Regions from separate parts of the Mus musculus genome. Here region 1 is linked to region 2. The links are chromatin loops, found by intact Hi-C in ENCODE. Cell type or tissue: gastrocnemius. All regions are shown on one strand.

What was found. Peaks named below come from ENCODE experiments on the same cell type or tissue, not always from the same donor. Only the 100,000 strongest peaks of a DNase experiment are listed, where the experiment ranks them.
Region 1: it touches region 2 in a loop (9-fold over the local background); 32 of 42 quality-filtered maps call a loop at or near these places.

Annotation. Positions count from the first base shown.
Region 1 is chr1:105,888,476-105,893,475 of GRCm38, forward strand. No RefSeq gene overlaps it. Among named protein-coding and RNA genes, the nearest start is that of Gm41926, 27 kb to the left of the region's middle. In gastrocnemius, a CTCF peak has its summit at 2,766 (motif pointing right); a DNase peak (open chromatin) is centred at 2,757; H3K4me3 peaks cover 247 bases; H3K27ac peaks cover 1,269 bases.
Region 2 is chr1:106,034,079-106,039,078 of GRCm38, forward strand. No RefSeq gene overlaps it. Among named protein-coding and RNA genes, the nearest start is that of Zcchc2, 46 kb to the left of the region's middle. In gastrocnemius, a CTCF peak has its summit at 3,098 (motif pointing left); a DNase peak (open chromatin) is centred at 3,092.

The DNA.
Region 1 (5,000 bases), 150 kb before region 2:
AGAAAAATTATATGTAAGAGTATATGTAGCCTGGTACAGGTAGGGGCTTGAGGTTGCTGGGTGTACTGCTTGGAGGGTGTGTGTGTGCACAGTGCCTGCAGGTGAAGGAACCAGGTTGCCAAGTGCATTAACACAAGAGGAAGTGTATGTGTAGAACCAAGTTTCAATGGGGTCTCAAGCTTCAACGATCTCCTATGCCTGCCTCAAACCCAGGTACAGGTTCAGTGAGAGGCAGTGCTGCAAGAGAATATGACGCCTGCATGTACATGTTCAATACACACACTGTACATACAGAGAACATTGGATTGGTGAGAGTCACTGAGGAAATCATTAATAAATACATTTTATGAGCTTTAGAATCATATATGTGATTTGAAATCCCAACTCTGTTACTAGCAAGCTATGCAACTAGACACAAGATGCCTAGTTACCCACGTGCTGTGTAAAATGGGGATAATGATTCTATTATGCTTATTTCAGGGATTAAACGAAATAATGCATACAAGCCAGTCTGCAAAGTAGCTGCAGCATAAGTTATCAACAAGCAGCACTAGATGTTTGTGCTGCTGCTTGCAGGAAGGAGTGTGGTGTTTCCTTAAGGAGCACCAACTGTTGTGCGCTGGCTTAAGTTTTCAATAGCCAAGCACAGTGCATAAGGAGTCACAGTGCATAAGAATGCCATGTGCCTTAGAATGGGTTCTACTGAATGATCTATTGAATAGATACGTGTCAGGAAAGGAGAGTCCTGGACAACAGGTCTCAGAGAAAAGTGTATTGGTTTCTAGCAGGATCTGTGTCTGGGGAGACACAGGTTATATTATAGCAGGTCATAGCTGTTCCTTTTATGCCTGCTAAACAGAACAGAACAGGTAAAAAGCTAATGACATATAAATCTAAAGGTGTTTCCAACAAGTAGCAGGCCCAGACAGCCTTTGTGAGGACGAACGCATCTCTTTGGGGAGCTGGAGAGGTTGCTGAGTGGTTAAAAGAGCATATTGTTCTTACAGAGGACCTGAGTTTGGTTCCCAGCAACCATGTCAGGCAGCTCACAACTGGACTCTATCGACAGGGAATCTGACAGCCTCTTTTGGATCTTGTGGGCACCTGCACTCATGTGCATATTCCAACATACTGGCGTGCACATATGTATGTGATTTAAAAATAAATCAATTGTAAAGATCAGAGCAACAGAGCGAGACATTGTGCTCTCCTCTGGTGTGTGCCTGTCACTCACCGTGGTTCATGAAATGGGAATGTGAGAACATGCACCGTAGTGGGTTAGAACCTGTGGCTTGTATCTTCCTATTTCTTATGGACAGATGTATTAATCTGACCTTCAGTTCTTCTGAAGGAAATGGAGCTTTTCCATTGTACAACCAAGATGTAAGTTAAGGTGAGGTCATGCGGGAGGTCGGTGTAGCCCAATGCAATATGAGTGGTCCTAAAAGAAGAGTGGAAGGGACACATGTCATGTAAAGATGGACAGGCACAGAGGGAAGATGGTGAGGGGACACACTAAGGATGCCACACAACCTTAGGATCGCAGTGACCTGTGCACAAGCAGAGGAGTTAGAGAGAGCACCACTCACACAGCAACAAGGAGACAGACACAGAACACTCTCTCTAGAAACAGAGCAGCCACAATGGCACCTTCACCTCAGACTCTGGCTGCCTGTGTCAGGCTGCCAGCTGATACCACAGGACACAGCAGCTGTAGGCAAGTGTACTCTATTCCAAGAAGAGAAAAATTCCTACAGAGCTGAGTGGTGAATGTTGATCAGAGAGGGTTTTTGTTTTTCATTTTGTTTTGCACATGATTGTGTCATATATGTGTGTGTGTGTGGTATGTATGTGTGCTCCTGTCCACATGTGTGTGGGTGCTCGTGTGTGCGCATGCAATCATACATGGAAAGGCCAGAGGTTAACAGTCAGCTGTCTTCCTCACTACACCTTACCTATTAAGTAAGGCATGGTCTCTCATTTGAAGAGTTTGACAGCTCTGGGAGCCTAGCTAGGCAACTTGTTCTGGAGGTTGGGTCTCCAGTCTCCACCCACTACAGACTGGACTGCTACCCCAGGCAGAAATTACATGGGTGCTAAGGATCCCAAGTCACTTGAAAGGCAAGCACCTGAGCCACTGAGCCATCTCCCCAGCCTGCTGAGTTCTTGGTATCTGACATTCTAACCTTATGAAATTACAGAACTACAGCAAGTTGCCTCTTAACAGGAGGGTCTGGAGGCTGGAGGCCGTTCCTGCTGTACTGAACAGCTGTTAAAGTGGGAAACTCAGAGGTCCTGTGCAATGCTGACCTCACCAGAGTGGAGAAAGAGTGAGGATGCTCCTCTCTGATTGGATGAGAGTGTTTCTAAGACCTTCTGTGACAGGACATCTGTCTTCTACTTGCTTGAGGACATTTATGAATCTGGCAGTGCCTAATCAAACTGATAGAAACTTCCAGGCACTTCCCTTCCCAGGCAGCTAGAGTATATTCTCTCTCTCTCTCTCTCTCTCTCTCTCTCTCTCTCTCTCTCTCTCTCTCTCTCTCCTTCCCTCCCCTCCCCTCCCCCTCCCCTTTTCTCCCCTCCCCCTCTCCATCTCTTCCCCTTCTTCTTTGAAGAGTATGAGCATCAAGTTCCAGGGCTTTGAAATACCCTTGCTCATTTAGCGTGCACAGTCTTGCAGCCGGTGACCAGTATCTTCCTGATGGCAGAGGGCTCCCAAACAGCAAATCGCTTGTATGCAAGAACAGTTCCACCAGGTGGCGCCCCGTCAAAGGTTAGGCCAGGGGCCCTTGAACTTCACTCTTGCTATCTGAAAATAATCTCAACAAAATCCCAGAGCCAGTGACGCTTCTAGAGGTTGAGTTAGAAGACGTCGCTTGCCCTTCTCGTACGACCTAGTCGCCAAGGAGGCAGAACTTTCTACCGCTTTCCTCATTAAGAGCCTCATCTAGGATCAAATTCCCTCATCAGGCAACAAGTGAGAATGTTCATCCAAGCTCTTGTAGCCAAGGGATGACATAGAAGGTGGCTGTCAGTTGGGTTGGCCTGTCACTCTGGCAGGAATGGTGATCACGGGGATGCCATCACAGCACCTTATCTGATGCCACCCGAAACTGGCCAGACACAGAGAACACTCTGTGCTCATTACACCCTTGGAATACTCAGAAAGCAGCCAGCCCCCAAAAGGAGGATAGCTTTTTATATTTTTATACCATGACAGAAAAAAAGCGCATTTCCAGTTGAACCTCAAATACTCAAGACAGAAGAAGGAACCGAAGTCTGTCAAAATCTTTGTAGATGTGAACCAACTACAGGAAAGCAAGACAAGCCGCCAAGAAGCTTGGCCCGAGCCTGGGGACTGAATAGCAATGAAACAAATGTGGCTCTCCTGGCTGCTGATTCTGTGTATGTTAAAGCAGACTTGACCAAAAAGTTTGCCTTTTCTCAGTGACAAAGTTTCTTTGTACAATGGTTTGGTGAGCATCTTTTGTCATAAATTGAAAAAAAAAAAAGTTCTTTCTTTACTGTTCAGGATTAAAGCTTGTAGACTAAATATAAAGTTTCTTAGCAAAGGATAAAACACATAATCGATCTAAAATCAATAACCCTTCCTCCTCTTCTTGCTGACATTCAAAAGGGTTTGTGGGATGTTCTTAGAGATACCGACATAATTATCACACATTCTGTTCAAAATCAAAGCAAAATGCTGGTTTATGAGTGATGGAGAAGAGATCCAGGCTCTGTGCTGTTTCCCAGTGTACCTGCTAAGTGATCACAAAGATACGGTTTAAAAATGACAAAGTGTCCCACAGGGCTGCATCCTCAAACTGGCAGCGTCCTTCAGTCCTTCCAAGGCAGCTGCCGTCTCTGGTCCTTCCCAGGAACACTGTGAAACAGGACACTCTGACCTCAGGGGCCTTCGGTTTCCCTGTGTCCTATTCTCTTCTTTGCCATTGAAATCGCAGGCCCTCAGCTTCTTTTCTTTGCTTGTTGCCTTTATCAAAACTTCATCTCAGGGGGAAGAATTACCAGCAATTTTAAGATAATGGAATTCAGCACTCTCTTGCTTCCCCTCCTTCTATACTTTCACAAGTGTCTTCTTTGCTTGTTCATCACCAAGAAGGTCTTGAAAGCCTCGTGAGATGCAGGGATCTTCAGCTGCCCCTGAACTCAGTTCAAAAGACAGGCCTGCCTTGTTCTATTCCAAAGATCAGCACAGGGAATCCCATCCCTGGGTGTCCTGGGAGTCCTGGGAGTGATCCAGTCAACTCACAAATGTCACCCTGGTTAGAAACACTCAAAGCCGCACCTCCAGGAGGAGAGTCAGGGGTCACCATTTTCTGCTTTATGTCTCTTGAAGCCCAGAGTTTTGGGATAAAGACATTGTTTTCTTGACAACATGGCCATGAGAGTCATGGCAGAGAGCAACTCTCCAGGACTATGTACGCAATGACCAGCAGCACATGTGCATACACAGACTCGGCATCATACATGACCATGATAAGCCGTGATCGCTTGGGATGCGCTGGAACTCCTGTAACCTAACTCAGAAAGCCAGCGATAATCCTTTTCAGTCCAGGGTTGGAGCTTGGTAATCTGCCTGTGTTCTTGCTTCTTGCCAGGAGAAAACTCAATGATGTCCGGGAGATAATGAAACCTATCGGTCCATTCAGAACACTCACCGTGATGCTTTCTGCTTAAAATTGCAAGACGGCAGAAGCCAATGACTAAGGATGGGGAGGAAAAAGCAGACGAAAATAAAGATGCACAGATGACCCCCAATATTGGACTGATCAGGCATGAACACGAAAGTAGATTTCCAATGGAAACTTACACCCAGAAAACTATATTCTATGGTATTTTTAAATACAAAGTATAATATTAGAACAACAAAAACAAACAAACAAACAAAATCAAAAAACTAAAGGTAAGAACTTTGGAGCTATTGAGATGGTTCATTGGGTAATCATCGGGCAAAGGAGCTTGCTACCAAACTT
Region 2 (5,000 bases):
TATGCCTTATTGCAAGTTTTATAAAAGTGGGTTTTCATGGTCGTTTTCCTTTTAAAGAATAGGTTTGTTTCCCTCTTGCTGTGGGCAGTGTCTCCCACCATGATTTGCCACCTAGATGTTCTAAACCTTTCCCTAGTGTAGGTCATCCGTGTCCGTGCAGCCTCCAAAGGAAGGGAAAAGAGTGGATGCCAAGGCCATCATGTACAGGGCACAGTCCCTGTCCCTACAAACTAGACTTCTGGTTTAAGTTCCCCCATACTAGCAGCACAAAGGACCTGAGTTACTCACCTTGTTGACTCCTGTTGGCTGAGAGGCACATCGTCACCATGGCTCAGTACCATGTTTTTACTGTCTGTTCCTTCTTCTATAACCCAGTCCCAAGCCAGAGCCTTTAAGCTGTCAATCGCTCCTAAAGTGTTGGAGGCCACTGTGCCTGCCATGCTGTCCGAGTCTTTCCAAAGTGCCTCCACCCCTGGCGTGGGTGGTGGCTTGGTGAAGGGCAGAGCCGAGCTGTCAGACTATCCCTGACCACTATTCGAGTGTGTGCTGGTTCATCGGACACTGTGTTAGTTACTGTTTTACTGCTGTGATAAACACCGCGCCCAAGGCAACTGATGGGAGAAAAGTTTGTTTGGAGTTGTGGATCCTTAGGATCCACAATGGGATCGTTCAGGCATGGAGGCTGGAGCAGGGTCTGAGGCCTAGTGTTATGAACTGCGAGCCCAAAGCAGAGGAATGTCAGGAGGCTTTGAACTCTCATAACCTGACTCCAGTGACACACTTCTACCTCCTCAGCCTCCCCAAACTGTCACCCTGTCACCAATAGGGACTAGGTACGGTACCTGGCAGGGGAGGGGCCAGGACATTCATCTCGGAGACCACCACAGGCACCAGCTTTCCCCTTTAGCCTGTCAGTGTGCACATCACAGAAGCGGTGAACTTAGCCTTTACCAGTGCTCACACGCAGCCCAACACTCCTCAGCTCTCATTGGCCCCCCTTCACTGTGCTCTCTGGGTTGGTGTGAGAGGGACTCACTTCACACCCTCTGGGGCTGTGTCAGCTCGTCTGGTTTGTGATCCTGACGCTGCATTGCTAACACTTTAATACCCTGGAGTAGTCTCATAAGGATGAGTATCAATAAACGGATCGATTGTTCAGTCAGTGGACATCCGGGAGGCTTGCTTCTCCTTTTCAACTTAAGAGTCTGGAATGCCAGAAACATTGTGTGCTGTTGTGGTTTGTGTGTAGAACATGTTGTTAGGGCATGTGCCTAGGCGTGTGTCATCCTTGTAAGAAGCCAGATGGTTCAGCTTTCTAGAACCTAACATACGTCTTTCCAAAGGAGACACACATTCCTGCAGGGCCCTGGGGCCCCTGGAATGCTCTCCTGACACTCTCCCAAGATGCTGTCGAGGAAGAACAGGATGTGACTCCAGAGGGGTTTGGAGGCCCGTGGGAGAGGTGAGTTGAGACCAGTCTCACAGTGTAGGTTCGTGATGGCTGCATGGGGAACGGGAAGCCTGTGGCAGGAAATTGGACAGATGTGGCTGTGGTATACGGTCAGGAAGGAAGGGGATGGAGATTAGCGGTAAAAGGTGTGTTTTAAAAGGGTGGATGTGCAAACAGTAAATTGGGGTAAGAATGGGGGAGATTGGAAAGTTGGGAGTTACCAGGTTTGAAACTTTGGTGTCTGAGAAAACTTTAAAGGTTGTGGAAAGCGAGCCTGGAAGTTGAGGGTCTGGTGAGAGGGCCTGGATTCGGTTGCTGCCTGTAGCTAAGGTCTATCTGTCTAGACTAAAAACCGACAGAGGCAAGCCAGTTGAAAGAAGAGACGAGACAAGAAGGGAGGTGTGCGGTGAGATTTTGTTCTTGTAAGCAGGGTTTAGAAGGATTCAGTGAAGAATGACAGGCCCTTTGTAGTAACACTGAGAGGGACTCGGTAGTGATTCTGTTTCTATACACGGGAGGCTAGGAAACCCCCCAGGGGATGGGAAGTATGGACAGTTTGTCCATAGCCAAGGGGTGCATCTCAGTTGCTCCATTGTTACCCCATAAAATAAGTCCATTTAGGAGGTGAGTTCAAATTTTTAATGTTCTATGTAAGTACTAAAAATCTACTTTTTTTCTGAAAAGGTGTCAAGTTTTAATAGCAGCTGTTACTTGCGGGCTACATTCAATCGTGCTTAAGAGACATCTTTATTCAGTTCTGTGTACCGATGGAAACGTTCTAAAGTTGAGGCAATGAAGCCACACAGAGGCAATCTGTGACAACAATCCAACCCCATGCTCTCTTTGTAATTTCCACTCAAGTCAATGCAAGCGCATGTGCACACACAACACACAGCCGTTCATTTTCAGAGCAGTGTTTTGATACGCTGGTGATGAGGATAAAATGGCCTACAGCTCATCTCTTCAGGGCAGTGTGGGGTCCCAGAGAGGAGCCCCAGGTGTGGCCAGGGAAACCCTGAGTGTGTGAACAGCTGCATCATTGACTTGAAATAGGAGTTTGAGCAGAGAGAGCAGCCGGTCCTTTCTGGGCTACCCCCATTACTTGCTTATAGCTTGGATTCCTAGAATATCAGTACTTTTTGTTGTTGTTGTTGTATATAAACCATATCTACTGCGCCTATTGATGTTTTGGGGTTTTGTTTGTTTGTTTGTTTAACCTTATCTCAGAAAGAAATGTGTATAATTTCCAAATGCCACCCTATTGAAAAAAAAGAGAATCAGAGGGTGGTGGGCGGGGGTGCGTTGAAGCCACCATGTGCGTCGAACTCTTCTGTGAATGCTGTGTACCAACCACACCTGGGTTCAAAGAGCCTTCAAAGTCACAAGCACAACTACTGCCTCTGTCACCAGAAACTCTTTGCCCCCAAATCCGGTTTCAGTGTTTGCAGGGTGCCTTGTAAGGTGAGGTGGGGTAGGGCTGTAGAGAGATGGGAGGTTGAAGTGGGGTGGGGTAGGGTGCTTCCCTTTTTCCTCTTGGAGCTCCAGTTTTGAGCCACTGAGCACTTCTCACCAGGAATAAATAAATAAATAAATAAATAAATAAATCTTATTGGAAAGCACTGCCACCTGGTGGGACATGGAAGCACTGCAAGCAAGCGGATGAGTGCAGGCGTCTGGCCATCTCGTGTGTGCTTGTGTGGAGGTGTGGCTGACAGTGCTGCCTCCCTCGACAGTACTGAGTCCGGAGCCCGGAGGACTGGGATTTTCCTTTGTAAGACTTGGGAATCTGAGGGCCAGGGACAGCAAGTGCCACAAACACATCAGCGATGAAGACCAGTCCCCTGCTTGAAATCAGTGCTGCCCTCCGCACACCACTCGCTGCCTGCCCCCACTGCGGTGCTGAACCAAAACTAGGTGGCAACAGTCTGTAGAAAGCGTCCTCCAGGCCTGGCGGTAGGCAGACATACCGCACGGGCACAGATCGTGTTCTAGTCAACGTGAGGTCCAGCTGGTCTCTTGTGTTGAAGGACCGGGCGTGTGACATAGGATGGGGAAACATCTACAAATAAGAAAATTCGACAGCCATGCTTCAAGTGTTCATCTTAAATTGCTACAAAGGAAAGGCTCACCCACAGTGCAGGTTTTAAGTGTGCACAGAACTACTCTGACAGAAGACTGCTTAACTTTACAGAGGTGGTGATCATCCTGTGTCTCTTAAGCATTGCATGAATATCCCAAGACTTAAGTTATCAGAGTAAGGCGCCATCCCAGCACTCAGGGGCAGGGACAGGAGGAATAGGTTCCAAACCAGCCTGGTCTGCATAGTGGGTCCCGGGCCAGCCAGGGCCACATAGCAAGACCCTGCTTCGAAGAAGCAAAATATTTAAAAGTGGGATAGTGGGAAGAACAAACAATCCAACAATCTGAAGCCCAAAAAATGGGGATGCAACAGCTCCTCTGAGTGCCACTCGGTGACCTACTATTATAACTACAGTTATTTAGTGCTCAGTTTTTGAAGGTACAAAATATTTTTTATTATTCACTTTACATCCCAATAACAGCCCCCTCTCCTCTTAGTACCCCCTCACACAGCTCCTCCCACCCTTTCTCCTCTGAGAAGGGGGAACCCATATCTCTTCTCTATCCCTACTCCCCTCCCCTGGCACAGCAAGTCACTGTACTGCAGGACTCCATGCACCCTCTCCCACTGAGGCTAGACAAGTGGCCCAGTTAGCGCAACCGGATCCACAGTCAGGCAACAGAGTCAGGGACAGCGCCTGCTCCAGTTGTTGGGGACCCTGCCTGAAGACTAAGCTGCACATCTGCCTCGTATATCTGTGCGTAGCGTGTGGTGCTAGGTCCAGCCCATGCTCGCTCAGTCTCTGGGAGCCCCCAAGGGTCCAGGTTAGTTGACTCTGTTGGTCTTCCTGTGGAGTCCCTGTCCTCTTCATGTCCCTCAGTTTTTCCCCCAACTCTTCCCCAAGACTTCCCGAGCTCCATCTAATGTTTGGCCGCAGGACTCTACATCTGTTTCCATGGGCTGCTGGGTGGAATCTCTCAGAGGATGCTTATGCTAGGTTCCTATCTACAAAGCATAACAGAGTATCATTAACAGAGCCAGTCATTGGTTGGCAGTTCCCCCTGTCTCTGCTCCATCTTTGTCCCTGCGCGTCCTGTAGGCAGGGCACATTTTGGATCAGAGCTTTTGTGGGTGGGTTGCTGTCTTTATCCCTCCACTGGGGTTCCTGCCTGGCTACAGGAGATGGCCACTTAAAGCTCTGTATCTCCCACTGCTAGGAGCCTCAGCTAGAGAACCCCCATAGAATTCCTGAGTCACCACTCTGTCCCAGGTCTCTGGCACATCCTAGAGATGTCCCCCTGCCCACGGCTAATTTCCAGTCACACACACATGCACACCGTGCTCCCTTTCCCATCCCCTGTCCCACCCAAATCCCTGCCTCCATCCACCTCTGATATCTATTTTACTTCCCCTTCTGAGAAAGATTCAAGCATCCTCCCTTAGGCCTTCCTTGTTCTTGCTAGTTGGAGT